Linked DNA regions of Homo sapiens: region 1 is linked to region 2. A link is an interaction called in ENCODE POLR2A ChIA-PET data of the cell type or tissue named here. Cell type or tissue: Panc1. All regions are shown on one strand. Links, peaks and the distances in the headings refer to the core of each region. The heading gives the core; the rest is flanking DNA.

The links. ChIA-PET counts read pairs that join two places held together with the same protein. Peaks named below come from ENCODE experiments on the same cell type or tissue, not always from the same donor. Only the 100,000 strongest peaks of a DNase experiment are listed, where the experiment ranks them.
Region 1: POLR2A ChIA-PET joins it to region 2 with 5 read pairs; 3 of 35 experiments call an interaction of 5 or more read pairs at or near these places.

Annotation. Positions count from the first base shown.
Region 1 is chr12:75,789,362-75,793,760 of GRCh38, forward strand. The region is part of intron 1 of LOC105369844 (a long non-coding RNA gene); the gene reads right to left. Among named protein-coding and RNA genes, the nearest start is that of PHLDA1-AS1, 240 kb to the right of the region's middle. In Panc1, for the core only: no CTCF peak of the experiment used is centred there; no DNase peak of the experiment used is centred there; H3K27ac peaks cover 4,000 bases.
Region 2 is chr12:75,846,641-75,851,039 of GRCh38, forward strand. No RefSeq gene overlaps it. Among named protein-coding and RNA genes, the nearest start is that of PHLDA1-AS1, 180 kb to the right of the region's middle. In Panc1, for the core only: no CTCF peak of the experiment used is centred there; no DNase peak of the experiment used is centred there; H3K27ac peaks cover 4,000 bases.

The sequences.
Region 1 (4,399 bases), core at 79-4,078, 57 kb before region 2:
TGGGCACCTGTAATCCCAGCTACTCGGGAGACTGAGGCAGGAGAATCCTTTGAACCCAGGAGGTGGAGGTTTCAGTGAGCTGAGATAGCGCCATTGCACTCCAGCCTGGGCAACAAGAGTGAAACTCCATCTCAGAAAACAAACAAACAACACAACAATGACAACAACAAAAGCACTAGACTAAATGATAAACTCAAAGTTAAAGATGGTAGTTACCTCTGGGGTGGGGCATACAGTGGAGAGAAAAGAGTTTGGTTACTCAGGAAACGTCAAAGTTAACTATAACATTCTTGTTTTTCAAAGTAGGTAGGCACATAGATTTTTCATTTTATTTTTATTCTTTACCTTTATACTTACTGAATTATTATTGGACTGTTAAAAAGTCTATTTTCTAATAAAGCAATAGGTTGAGAACAGATGAGAAGTATGATCTGTGAATTTGTATTCATAGATCATGAATACAGCTGCTTATTCTTCAAACGCTTCAAGTGCCTACTATGAGCAAGGTGCCATGTTAGGTTTTGATAGTGCAAGACTAAATGAGACACAGTCCCTCTTTTCAAAGAGTTCTGAGTCTATTTATCTAAAAATTGGCACTGAGTAAGGAATATATACCCATACATGAACCAATCTGATAAAATTCAGAGCACAAAATTAATTCCGTACAGTAGGATTTCTCGAGTCCTCTATCACACATAATTGACCTGAGGAATTTTGCGCAGGCACAGAAAGGGTGAGAACAAAATCATAAGCTGACAGCTCTAAAAGTCTCTGAAGTGGGACATCCAATTTTCTAGGTACGTCGGGGGCTACAGGGGCACCCCTCTGTGCCATGCTCTCTCCTTTGACAAGTGATGAACACAATTCAGAATTCTAAGAGATAGCCCCATAGCTTAAAAATTGCACCAGGAAATGATGGCCAGCTCACTCAGAAAATTTGTTATTTTGAAATCATCTGTTAAAATATACACCCATTGCCCACAGCCTTGAGAAAGTGACACATAGTCATTTGAAAATATGAGGGTGTTTAGCATGTGCATGCCAGCTCATCTCTATTAATGTGAAAAGTCATTTCCTTTTCTTTGAACTAATTTGATTTGGTTTGCTTAAGGGCCTCAATTCCTTTCTTTCACCTTCATTTTAGAGCTGCTATGAAATTCAGCCCTTGGCCTACAGAGAGGCTCCAAATTGTCTTGCCTCCTTGCTCATGCATACCACATTTCATGTCTGTGACATACAACTCATTTTTATTTGCAATTATTTTGTAGCTTTCAGACAAAGAGAAGTTGAATTGCATTACAAAGAGGTAAGAAAGACATCTAATGTGCTAAAGTATTTTAAAAGAAATTGAAGTGAATATGTGCTGTGGATTTATTGGCAAAATAATCATTATGTTCAAGTGAGAAGTGGCTAATAAAGATGTAGCCTATGAGAACTAGGAAGGTAAAGCAGAAAGAACATGGGATTTAGTACAACGAATACTTCTTTTAAATTCTAGTTCTGTCACTTGTTAGTCACATGACCATTCTTTGCCTTTGGCAGGTTCTTTGCCTTTAAAATAGGGGTAAAAAATCATACCCTTGAGAAATAAATGACAGAATGAAAGCCCATGAGCCACTACCAAATTGTAGATGCATAACTCTTGATATTTTCATGATATGCTATGTTAAAACAATGTTAAAGTATAATTGATAAATGTAAAACTTAAGGAAAGCGTTATTATCTGCCAAAGTTCCTGTTGCTGAATTTCAAGATGCTCAAAATCAATTTTACAACTCAATAGACAGTATGTAAGCACTGAATTACATCAGTTGTAGAATACCACATGTCAGTGATTTTTCAATTTTAGTTTGTACATATATATAAATAACATGGAAGTTGTGAAAAATAATAAGGTAATGGGTTCTCCCTCTAGAGAAGCTGGTTTAATACTGCCTGGCATGGTCTAGTAATCTGTATCCTTAATGTACCTCCCAGGTAATTCTGATGGAGATGATCCTCAACCATATTTTGATCAATTCAGCCTTATGAAAAATGTATTTATGTACTTAGAATGTATTTACAAGACTTAAAAAAAAAAAAGATGGCTCAGATCAGCCATCACCTTTTATACTAAAAACTGTGATTTCCAGGATATCAGTGGGAATGGTAGAAAGAAGATCTCCAAAAATCTGTTCCTCTATAAAATCAATGAAAATATGGGTAAATTTCATGAAAATCAACTTCTTTCAGAACTCTGGAAATTAACAAAAGGCTTACAACTATCTGAGAAAGATTTATTCAATATAAATGGCTGAATCATAATAAGCACAGCAAGATTTTAGGAGATTTAACTTGCGCTTTTCCCATTCTACCTTCCACAGCTCTGAAATAGCCTTGGAAACAGATAGGCTCACCACATCGGTAGCCATGAAAAACAGCTAAAACTAGAACTAGGCAGAAGACCAACAAGAAAATGGATAGAAAACATTGACAACATTATAAGCCTACTAGATCTAACAGACATCTACAGAGCACTCCATCAAACAACAGCAGAATACACATTCTTTTCAAGTGCACATGGAACACTCTCCAGGGCAGACAATGTGTTAGACCTAAAATGAGTCTCAATACATTTAAAAAGATTGAAATCATGCAAAATATGTTCTCTAACCACAAGGGAATAAAACTAGAAATCAGTAACAGAAGGAAATTTGAGAAATACACAAATATGTGAAAATTAAACAATATATTCCGAACTAATAAAACAGAAATCAGAAGGAAATTTTAAAATATTTTGAAACGAATGAAATGAGAGCACCACATGCCAAAACTTGTGGAATATAGCTAAAGCAGTGCTTAGAAGGAAATTTATACCTGTAAATGCCAATTTTTAAAAGGAAGATATCAAATTAATAACCTAAGCCTCCATCTTAAGACCTCCCACCTAGAAAAAAAAAAAAAAAGAGCAAATTAAGCCCCAATCCAGCAGAAGGAAAGAAATAGTAGAGATTGGAGTAGAAATAAATGCTACAGAGAATTAAAAAAAAAACAGAGAATATTGATGAAACCAAAAGTTAGTCTTTGAAAACAGCAAAACTGACAAATCTTTATTTAGCTAGACTGACCAAGAAAAAAGAAACACTCAAAGGTTTAGAGGGTTTCACTGGAAAATTCTACCAAGTATTTAAAGAAAATCTAACACCAATCCTTCATGAACTCTTCCAAGAAACAAAAGAGGAGGGAACACATTCCAATTCACTCTATGAGGCCAGTATTACCCTGCTACCAGAACTAGAAAAAGATATCATAAGAAAACTACAGACCAATGAATGTACAATGAACAAAATCCTTAACAAAATATTATTAGGTAGCAGCTGAATCCAGCAACATATGAAAGAATTATACACCATGACCAAGTAGGATTTATTTCAGGAATGTGGTTTGATTAACTATGGGGAGAAAAATAAATCATTGTAATATGCCATATTAATGCAATAATGGACAGAAACCACATAATCATATCCAGAGACACAAGGCATTTGATAAAATCTAACACCCTATCATGATGAAAATACTAAACACACTAGGAATAGGAGGGAATTTCCTCCACCTGATAAAGAGCATACATGAAAACGCACAGATGACATCATACTTAATGGTGAAAGACTGAAAACTTTCCCTCTAAAATCAGAAACAAAGGGTAGATGTCTGCTCTCAAAGCTTCTTTCATCACTGTACTGTAGGTTCTAATCAGTACAATCAGGCAAGAAAATAAAAGGCATCCAGATTTAAAGAAAGAAATATCTCTATTCGCAGGTAACATAATCTTATATATACAGTGTACTTAGAAATCCATGAAAAAACCTATTCAAACTAATAGAAGTTCACTAAGATTGCAGGCTATAAAATCAATACACAAAAGCAATTGTATTTCTATATACTAGCAATGAACAATCGAAAAATAAACTAAGGGAAAAATAAATTTATAATAGCATCCAAAAGAATAAAATACCTAAAAATAAATTTTATCCATGTTGTGTAAGACTCATATACTGAAAACTACAAAACAACATTGAAAGAAACTAATGAAGACCTAAAAAAAAAATAGAAAGACATCCATCTTCATGAACTGGAAGACTTCATATTGTTCAGATGGTAATACTATTAATCTATAGATTTAACACAATACCTATGAAAATTCCAGCTGCCATTTTTACAGATATTAACAAACCAATTCTAAAATTTATATGAAAACACAAGCAACCTAGCATAGTCTAAAGAAATCTTGCAAAAGAAGAGTACAGTTAGAAGACTCACACTTTTGGATTTTAAGTTACATAGCTGTAACTTAGCTGTAATCATCAAACTTTTGCTACTGTCATAAAGATAGATATATAGATCAACAGAAAAGAATTGA
Region 2 (4,399 bases), core at 199-4,198:
TCCACCTAGATGATCCAGGATAATCTCCCCATCTCAAGATCTTTAAATTAACCACATTGGCAAAGGCCCTCTTTCCTTGTAAGGTATCATTTACAGGTTCCTGGGATTAAGGCCTGATTTACGTGGGGCCCATTATTCAGCCTTAGATTTAGGGCTTTTGATTTAATAAATCTGTAGCAAACAACCGAATAAAGTCAATTAAAATCATGAAGAATAGTCTCTCTCTTATCCAGGGATCTCTTATCCAGGAAATTTAAATATACAACAGCTAAGAATCAGAAAATAACGCAAAGTAGGTATCACAGAGTCTTCCAGTAGGCGAGACATCCTAGGGTTAAAATTTTTCAGAAGGATTCACTATTGGGAAAGCAATAGTCTGAAATAAGTCAAAAGCATATTATTTTTTAACATGTCCCTCAGGATTAAAAGAAGACTATTTCAAACTAGGATACCTGGGAAGACCATAAATTCAGATTAATTTTTTTTCCTAGGGAAGAGAGTCTTTCTAGTGGTATTCAGCCACAAAACCAATCTTTTCCCACCTAAAACTGCAGGTAGAGATAATATCCATTCCCTTTAGGAAAGTGGTAAGACAATTCAGGCCAGGTAGACCACAGGTAAACTGTGTTGTTTAGTGTAGTTTGGACCTCAGCATGACCAGAGAATAACTCAGCCACTGGGGTTACTGACTGTCTGTTCAGGAGGCTAAGACAGAATCTCTAAGAAGGTGCATCCTTACGAAGGTGAAATCCCAAAGAAGATTGCCTGAAGTCTGAATACAGTTTTAAAAGAGATGAATGATCATCAGGGAGTGTAGTCTAAAAAGAGCAAAATTCTAGTTTTTAGAGTTCCAATTGTACAGGATTGAGTTGTGCTACAGTAACTGACATGATGCAAACCCAGAGGTAGTTTTTAAGGTCCCTGCTTACATGTACATGAAGAGACAAACAGTAAAAAACTTCAGGCCACAGGGCTGAGGTTCAGGAACAACTCTCTTATGAGAAGGCACTGCTGGTCAAACCAACCCAATCAACATGTAATTAGTTGAAATGTTAACTTAGTTGGCTTAGTAAATCTAGTTATCTTTCTCTTAGCAAGATTTGGGTATGCTTAGTTACTACCTTTATTTTTAATGTTCTAGTGAAAGAATACCATTCATGGTCCACAATACAAATATAAATTCTCAGTGGCACCCAGCCATCATCCATTCACCCTGCAGGTTCCTCTAGGGAACTGGTGCAGGATGGCATCAACAGGGCCCACAGGTGTCACTGCTTTTGAGCTGGTGAAGGTAATGACTACCCAGAGTCATCAAGAACAGGGCATATTGTGGTCTACACTCTTGTTGATAAGGCAGGAAACTATATAATGCATTTTTAAATAATTTTCCACAAACACACTTTTTTTTTAGTGTTTTTAAAAGAGATTTTTTTTTTCAGCTATCTGGAAATTTTTCTTAGGAGAAACATCTCTCCTGAAGAAACCCAATCAAAGAAGCAATTCTTCACTCTCATTGATGTGCCTCAAAGCAACTTCCTCTGACTCCTCAAGACCCCAGTGAGGATCTCAGTTTAATTCTCATCTTAGTGTGGACTTTAAATCATTTTCACATCATAACATGTCAACTGTTTACCCTCTTTAATCTCAGTCTTGGAGCTAGAAACATAAACATCCTTCAAGGAGGCAGCTTTGTTTGTCCAGACCCTGTCCCCTGGAAAAGTTATGATCAGCAGGAAATGAAAACAACCAGCATAGCTTTTGTTTTCATTGATATTGGTGACATTTTGCAAATGGAACACCTAAAGCCAAACCAAACCCCGGGCCTCATTCTGACCAAAATCCGAATCAAGGAACTTCATGCAGAACATTAAAAACTCAATTGTCTCCAGCTACAGCTGAATGAAAAGCTCAGATTAAAACTGGCAACGATTTACTTCCTACAAACATGCTTTGTTTCTGGCTAACTTGTCAGCTCATAAAAAACGCCTCTGTACAAGCAGCTGTCTCATTCAAGACGCTGAATCCTTTCATGGTCGTCAATACAAATGTGTTACACAGAACCCAGTCCAGGACCCTTGCTCTAAAACCCTGGCCCAGAGTGTGGGCCTCTCTGCTTCCCTGGTATGCCTTTCTTCTAATTTGATGACTTGCATTTTCAATAAATGGTTATAGAAAATGCCATGCTCTTCATGGAATCCCCTCATCATGCTGCTTCCCAGAAGCCTGTTTATGGAAAAAGCCGGCCCCAGAGGCAAAACAGAGGAGGTCTCTGAAGTTTCCAATTCTTAATCCTAGCTCTTGCTCTTAGCAGGTTTTGGCCAATTTAATGTCTTTATATCTTTAAATGTTTCCTTAGTGAGCTGAGCAACTTGCAGTGACCACGCTGAGCTAGCTTGCTAGGGAGAAATCAAATCAAAATTATGGCAAACCATTTTGCAAATATAAAGCAGCTAATGAATAATGTAATGTCTTTCCCAATGAGCCAGTAAATAAATTGATGACACATCTGAGATGCCTCATTATTTCCTGGATTATTTAGAGAGGCACTGTCAACCTAACTTCAATGTCAATGGTAATATATGCCATTGTACATACTGGAGAGTGGACAGTAGCTTAAAATAAAGAGCCCCTTTTACAATTCCTGATTCTGCTTTGCTCATGTTCCTTCACTCACCTGGAATGACCTCTTTTCTCATTGCATGCTGCAAGTCTTCTCTGAGAACTAGTACACACTCATTCCTTCAAAGCTCAAGCTCTGTTAAACTTCATTAGCTCCGACCTAATGGGAAGACAATTCCAGGTGCTTGAAATTCTCACACGTAATTCCCAGTTTTGACATGCATTGGTTGTGTGACCTAGGAGATGTCACTTCACGTCTCTGAGTTCCAGTTTTCTGAACTATTGAAATAGGACTAGGAGTGCCCTCCTTGCAATTATAGGATCTTCCCCATCCAGGCTCATTTTGGTGTACGGTTACGGGATCAGTAAAGATTGAAACAACACTGTTGCCCTGTGGCAGGGTCTGTTTAGGCCCTCTCACCAGAGCCTGGGGTTGATTCCTGACTGAGCAGAATATATAGGAAACATCTTGGCTGAGGCAAAAGACATTCAAAAATCTTTTTTTGAGGGTATATTATGTAGTAGATATGGTTCCATAGTTGTTATGGGCTAAATTGTGTTCCCTTAAAATTCATGTGTTTAAGTCCTAATCTCTAGAACCTCAAAATGTGACTGTATTTTGAGATATGGTCTTTAAAGAGGTAGTTAAGGTTAAATGAGGTCATTAGAATGATTCCAAATTCAGTATGACTGGTGTTTTTGTAAGGCCAGATGATTAGACACAGACGTACGAGAAGACAATATAAAGACATAGGGTGAAGACAGCCATCTACAAGCCAAGGAGAGAGACTTCAGAAGAAACCAACCCTGCCGACACCTTAATCTTAGACACCTAGCCTCCAGAACTGAGAGGAAATAAATTTCTCTTGTTTAAGCCACCCAGTCTGTGGTATTTTGTTATGACAGCTCAAGCAAACTAATAGCCACTGACCTCCTACTTTTCAGAAACTATCCCCCACTTAAAACATCTACACAATTTCAAATTTAATAGACTTTGTTCATTGGTTTTTTTGTTGTTGTTTTTGGTTTCTTGTGTTTTTTTTTTTTTTGAGACAGAGTTTCACTTTTGTCGCCCAGGCTGGAGTACAATGGCACGTTCTTGGCTCACTGCAACCTCCGCCTCTCGAGTTCAAGTGATTCTCCTGCCTCAGCCTCCTGAGTACCTGGGAACAAGTACGTGTGCCAACACACCCAGCTAATCGAGTAACTTTTTTAAACCCAATTTCTTACACTAATCAATGACACTCAGCTGTTTCATCTGGAACCACACAAGGCTTATGGGCCTTGCCTCAACCATCAGATCCTTTCAGAGATTCTTCTTACCACTAAGACATCTAACCTCCCTGGCCATGTACACTTCTTAGCATACCACGTTCTCTACTATGTATCCTTTCTCTCTCTTCCTCTCTCTCTCTTTTTTTTTCTCTCTCTCTCTCTGAAATCCTGTGCTGACATCAGGCCTCCAAACCATAGGCTAGAAAAAGAAGCCAAATAAATCTGACGCCTGAGAGGATGATGATGATTCACTTTTTTTCTCCAGAGTTCATGACTTTGGAGTTGTCTCCCCTATGCATAGGGAAGCAAGCCCTGGGGAAGTAAGTATCTCTAACAGATGATTCATACTACCTTCCACTCTCCCTCTCCAATTTCCCTGGATTAGAGGAAGAAGAGAATGACAAACAACAGCAGCAGACCTCCCATCTACCAACCACTCCCCCCACTGCAATGAGATGAGACTTAGGGAACACATTTGAGTAATTTGAGTACTTAACCCCTTTTA